2 separate regions of the Mus musculus genome follow, and region 2 is linked to region 1. A link is a loop called in an ENCODE intact Hi-C map of the cell type or tissue named here. Cell type or tissue: heart. All regions are shown on one strand. Each heading gives the region's core, and the rest is flanking DNA. Links, peaks and the distances in the headings are about the cores only.

The links. Hi-C counts contacts between places; a loop is a spot of excess contacts. Peaks named below come from ENCODE experiments on the same cell type or tissue, not always from the same donor. Only the 100,000 strongest peaks of a DNase experiment are listed, where the experiment ranks them.
Region 2: it touches region 1 in a loop (3-fold over the local background); 3 of 42 quality-filtered maps call a loop at or near these places.

What each region holds. Positions count from the first base shown.
Region 1 is chr1:60,651,747-60,654,670 of GRCm38, forward strand. No RefSeq gene overlaps it. Among named protein-coding and RNA genes, the nearest start is that of Gm38388, 54 kb to the left of the region's middle. In heart, for the core only: no CTCF peak of the experiment used is centred there; a DNase peak (open chromatin) is centred at 1,095; H3K27ac peaks cover 650 bases.
Region 2 is chr1:60,714,440-60,717,363 of GRCm38, forward strand. No RefSeq gene overlaps it. Among named protein-coding and RNA genes, the nearest start is that of Cd28, 30 kb to the right of the region's middle. In heart, for the core only: no CTCF peak of the experiment used is centred there; DNase peaks (open chromatin) are centred at 1,442 and 2,332; H3K27ac peaks cover 323 bases.

The DNA.
Region 1 (2,924 bases), core at 105-2,604:
TCCTTTATTCTATATTATAAAGTCCAAATCTTTGTCTTTTGTTGTGTTTGTTTTGAAGTCAACTTCTTGATAACAAAACTGTCCTTGCATCGAAAGACATCTAATTTCATCTGTGATGAAATTAGTAAAAAATCACCACTCAAAAACTCACTATGTTTATCTGAAGGATATTCATAAGTTATGATCTGACTTAATGGCCAGCTCTAAGCCTGGTTAAGTAAACTATGGGCATGCATGCAATCAAATGTTTCAGAGCCATTAAAATCATGTTTATCATGAGTTTCTCAAGGCCTAGGAAAATGTTTATGCTGTAATGCTGTGTGTAAAAGGCTGGATGGCGCATTGCTCATGACTATACAGAAACAACCTGGAAAACAATCTATTGCAATATTAATATGATGATTGCCTCTGTAAAAATTGTCTTTTATTTACTCAGCTTTCCAGATTGCAGGTATGTTTTCATATTGGCCATCTTTCTGTTTTCTCGGTATTCTTTTGTCATTGGAAGGACCCAATAGTCTATCTTGGAAGAACTTGTACCTTACTCCCCTCCCCCTCCAGAACAGGGGATTGAACTCACGAGTATGTGAAGCAAACCACCTACCACTAAGCTACACTCACACAGCTGCAAATTATTTTGATTTTGAGACAGGCTCTAGGTAAGCTGTCCAGACAGGCCTTGAATTTGTGATTCTTCTCTCTGCCTTAGCTGGGATTGCAGGTGCACAACATCACACCCAGATGGACCTGACTGTCTTTAGTCTGGATTCAAAGTGGGTTTTTTTTTGTCTCAAAAAAACAATAATATCTTCAAAGACAAATGGTATTGTGTCACATGTGTCTTTTCTAGATGAAAAGACAAAACAAAAACTGAAACAACCCTTGCCCCAAAAACTAGACTTCCTGTTCCTTCTCCTGACTGAGTCCTAAGAGAATAGACCTGTTTCATAAAGCCAAGCTGGCAAGAGACTTCAGGGTGCAGAGAATCAGTCAGAAGAATCACACATTTTCATTCTCCATGGAAGCCAAGTGGCTGCAGGAAGAGGCTGAAGTTAGAACTGGGCGTGGGAGAGGACTGTTTACTCTCTCCTGCCTCAGATTTCCGGTACTGCTTGTATCCTTCAAGATTCTTCTGTGCCTTTATCTCTGTCAGTGTGCCTTCCCTGAACCCTGGGTAATTGTTCCCTCCCTGCTTCCTCAACACCCCATACAGCGCTCCCTCGCTAGACTTATATGACCTCATCTCTCAGCCAGCCTGGAAGAGAGACCATTTTTTTTTTTTATTTATGGTACTTTTCATAACACCCAGAGAAAAAAAAATCCCCTGGCAGATAGTAGGTGCTGAATAAATGTTTGTTACATGAACCAAATAATTCCCCTAAAGCGTGAGAGAAATTGTATTAATTTCCCAGGCTGCCATAACAAAGTAGCACAAACTGATAGTTTAGCAAAAAATTTATTCTCTTATAATTCTTGAGTCTAGGAGTCCAAAAGTAAGATGTTGGTGAGGTTGGGTCCTTGTGGTGGGGCCTGATGAAAGGGCTCTCCTGTGCATATCTCAGCCTCTTGGCTGCTGGCAATCCTGGGGATTCTTTGGCTTGAAGCTGAACATCTGTCCTGCATTTCTATCTTCATATGGCATTTTCCCAGGGATGTGCCTTTTGCACCCCCTTCCTGGGTGCAAACTTGTAAGGACATCAGCCATATTGGATTTAGGGCTCACCTTAACCTAGCCTGACCTTATCTTAACCCAATGATATCAGCCAACATCCTGTTTACAAATTAGTTTCATTAACAGAATCAAGATTAGGCTTTTCGTGTATCTTTAAGGAGAACATAATCCAACACAGAATAGAAACTCTTGCTGCAGTTGAAAGCCTATATGTAGTATTGTACAGATACCACGGGAAGTGGTGATACCCAGCTGATGTGCTAGCATAACGCCGTCGCAGGACAGAGAGGCCACTGGCTTGAGCAGAGGATTGTGTGTGTGACCAGAGTGCTCATGGTGGTCTGTTTTGCACCTGGTCCCAGTTGCACACCATCACGAATTCTGGTGTTCAGTGGAGCCAATAAGAGAAAAGCCAAAGTTTTGAACTATAGAAGAAAGATAAGGCACAACAGTGACAACAATTTAGTATCTGTGAGAAATACAAATATGTAATTGTCCTAATTATGCATTTTGATTTCTGACAAAACCCAATAAAAACACTGATTCTACCAGATTAATTTCATATATAACATATGAGTCAGTAGATAGAAGAGTAAGAAGGGATATTGCTGTTTTTCTTTGAAACTAGAATTTTAAAATGCTTAATTTATACATAAAATCTGTTTCTGCACATGCATGTGCGTGTGTGTGTGTGTTTGTGTTGGTGTGTGTGTCTTTGTAAGTAGAATGTGAACCACAGAGTATCCAAAGTGTGATAGTCAGAGGACAACTTCTGTGAATAGGTTCTTTCCTTCTACCATGTGGGTCCAAGGAATAGAGCTCAGGTCATCAATCTTGTGGCAGGTGCCTTTGTCTGCTGAGTCATCTCTCAAATCAGAAATGCTTCATTTCCTATATATTGATGATATGTAGCAATTTACTTCTAGAAAAAAAATCTCATCATGGAAGAAATGTACTTAAGACATAGGATGCCTGTCCTAAGGGAGGTGAAACATTCATCAGTAGGGATCTCTGACGTTTGGGACAAGAACAACTCAAAAGCCCCAGAAAGTTCCTGAAACTGATCAGATTAACTAGGTCCCTCCTTCTCTAAGCATATATGAGCAGTAAGACTGCTAAGAGATATTTTCAGGTATATGACTATAATAGCCAAGAGAGATCAGCCAAGAAGCAGAGACCAGCCAAACTACCTGAAAAAGTCAGACGCTGACTGAGCTGCCTGGAAGTTGTGCAGAAACGTACAGTTCCCAGC
Region 2 (2,924 bases), core at 217-2,716, 63 kb after region 1:
AACAAAGGGACACCTTTCAGAAGTGTGGAAAGGGTTAATAGAGATAACATGAGTATGGGAGGACCAAGGAAACTAGGCATGTTGGAAAGCTGTTACTGCTCTTAGACTTGAGGGGACATTGGGGACAAGTGGGGAGAACCCAGCAAGAGCTAGATCTGCAGAGAGGGCCACACAGTCAGAGTGAGAGCTATGTAGAGGTTTGCCATAAGTGTCAAACCTAGTCAGTCAGGGCAAGGGTAGACTGACAAATGCTTAGGTTTCTCTCCTCCTACCCACAGAGTCTCATGTAATTGATGGAATCCAAACAGAAGGCAAAAGGTTCAAGAGAGTCCAGGTTATACTGCCCAAAGTGGTCAGAACAGGTCAAACCTGGTCTCTTCAATTCTTCAGTACTGCCAAGGTCTGCCTTTCAGTTTCTCCCATATGCAACACTTCATTAAACTCAGGAAAAATTAGAAATCTGAATTTTTTACTTTTTCCAAGACCAGGATCCTGATACATAGTTCAGGTTGGCTTTGAACTTGTGGTCCTCCTGCCTCAATCCCCTTGCTTCTGGGATTGCAGATGTGTGCTACCATCTGGATGCAGAACTAGTCCTCCTCCTCCCCTTCCCTTTCCCCTCTCCTCCCCCATCCCTCTCTGTTTAGTCTTAGAGGCACAATGAGCAGGACATGTTGAGAAACGACACACTGAAGGGCAGATGGAAGTCAAACTATCCTGCTTATGACTGATCAGTTTAGGTTGCAGGGAAGAGCTCAGTGTGGGGACCTGTGACTCTGCCAGCACCACCTGGAATTCATCTTTCCCAGTGAGACCCAGAGACAGCACCAAAGCTAGCTCTTGAAGGAAAACAGAGAATAGTTGCTTTCTTTTGGGGAGGAAAAATGTGGGTCTGCCCACTAAGATGAAGCTGGGAATGTAGGGTTTGGGTTATACCCTGTGAGGGCATCTCTTGCCTAAGAGGAAGATGGCTGGAGCTGGGCCACAGATGCCTGGTTATTCTTCTTTAGTGTACACAGTAGAGAAGTCCCACTAGTGCACTGTAGCAGACCAGCCGAGGACATTGTCTTTCTTACCCTGTTTCTCTTGCCTTCAGGAGTCAGGCACACTGGGGACAGGAATACACAGATGAGTGATTTTACTCTAAGTGAGAACACTAATAGTTACTGAAGATGTTCTTTAAGGATGGATGTGGCTTTCATCCATTTGTCACGAGGTTTGCACAGCTGACACTCTAATGACCTATTATTAACTGGGCTTTGGCGATGGTAAAACAGAAGCTTGGCCAAGTTAAGGGACTTGCTCAGAGCCACAGAAACGAGCTAGCGGCAGAGCTATGATTCAAATCTAGACAGTTTGGCTGCAGAGCTAGTGTTCTTAACTCCTTTCCATGTCCTGGAGACAGGCCTGTGAACAAATAATTACAGTGTAATGAATGAGGTAAGTGCTAACGGGGCTGTGTGGAGTAGAGGAAGGAGTGACAGCCGATCTGAGAGTCAGCCATTTGTACAAATTCCCTTGCCCACTGCCAGAAATGAGCACAGCAGAGTCTTTTTAGGACTTGCGTTATTATTACATAGGAAGAGCCTCAGCTATGGAGGTCAGCTCATGCTGCTCTGCTGCCTGGCTCATGCATAGCAACACTTAAAACAATTTCTTCCTGATACTCTGGATCCCTTCCAAGAGTTTTGTTCCAGTTTTCGGATAAGGCAGAAACAGGAAAAGGATGTGCTAATGTTTCCTGACCTAGGTTGGACTTTGGAATAGGTTTGTAATTAAAATATTGTTAAGGTTCGATGGCATGTATATACATTATCTGTATTCTGTATTTATATAAATATTCTGTATTTATATGCCCCAATAAATGTGCTGTAAAAAACAAAACCCATAAACACCAGGTGTGAGACTGGTTAAATCTTCCCATTTCTGTGGTTTATAGGTCTATGTTGAGTATAGGTTGTTTATTAATATTTCTTACCTCAAGTATCTTTTCTTTCCAAAACAGTAATGATTTAGTTGCAGTATATCATGATTTCTGCTAATAGCACAGAAACAAATTTACGTCTTTTTCTCATTCCTTTAGGAAGAACTTGTATCGATGTGGTTTCCACTACTGCTTTGCCTTTCAGAGGTCTTTGAGCTATTGAGCATCCATATATTTGGTTCTTAAATTACTTGATATTCGAGTATCGTTCGTTTATTTGGCCAAGTAGATACTCGAAGCAGGTGCTGTTCATTGCCGCCAAGCACTGGCCCATTCATGCCAGGATGTTAAGCACATCCTGTAGCTTGGTGTAAACACCAGGTGGGATTCTAATCCACTCACCAGAGAGTCTTCTTCCATTCCTCCTCAGTGAGTGGAAGCCAGAGGGAAGTCCCAGTCAGGAATTCTCTGTGCCTTTAGAAGTCAGCAACTCCAAAGGACACAAGAAGGGAACTGGCCCAGTCACTCCCAAGCCTCCTCTGTACATAGCTTCTTTCTTGGTACCATCCCAGAAGCTCTCAGAGAAGTTCCAAGTTGACATGTAAGTCCTTTCTTGGACTAGTTTACCTTCAGTTGAAGTGTGGAGACATTCTCTTTCCTTTCCAATGTTGAAGTTGTCTGGGAGTCACCTTGGATAATTCTCCTATTATGTATAGGGAAAGGAAGACAAAATGAAACAAGGTGACCCTCACAACCATGGGGTCAATAGTTGGGTATTGTGGTCATCAAGGTAGACTCCAGAGGTAAGAGCAAGCTTGCTTACACATCTGGCCAGATGTTATCACACAGTTGTGCACAAGAACCCTGGCTCCATTCTTTAGGATCTTTCATGCCTTAGTATGTCAGTGGATCCAACTAACACAGGTCTAATGAGCAGAGTAATTTGGGAGGGATGGGTACTACAACAGTTATGTAAGACAAGAGGTTATGTCTTCTGATA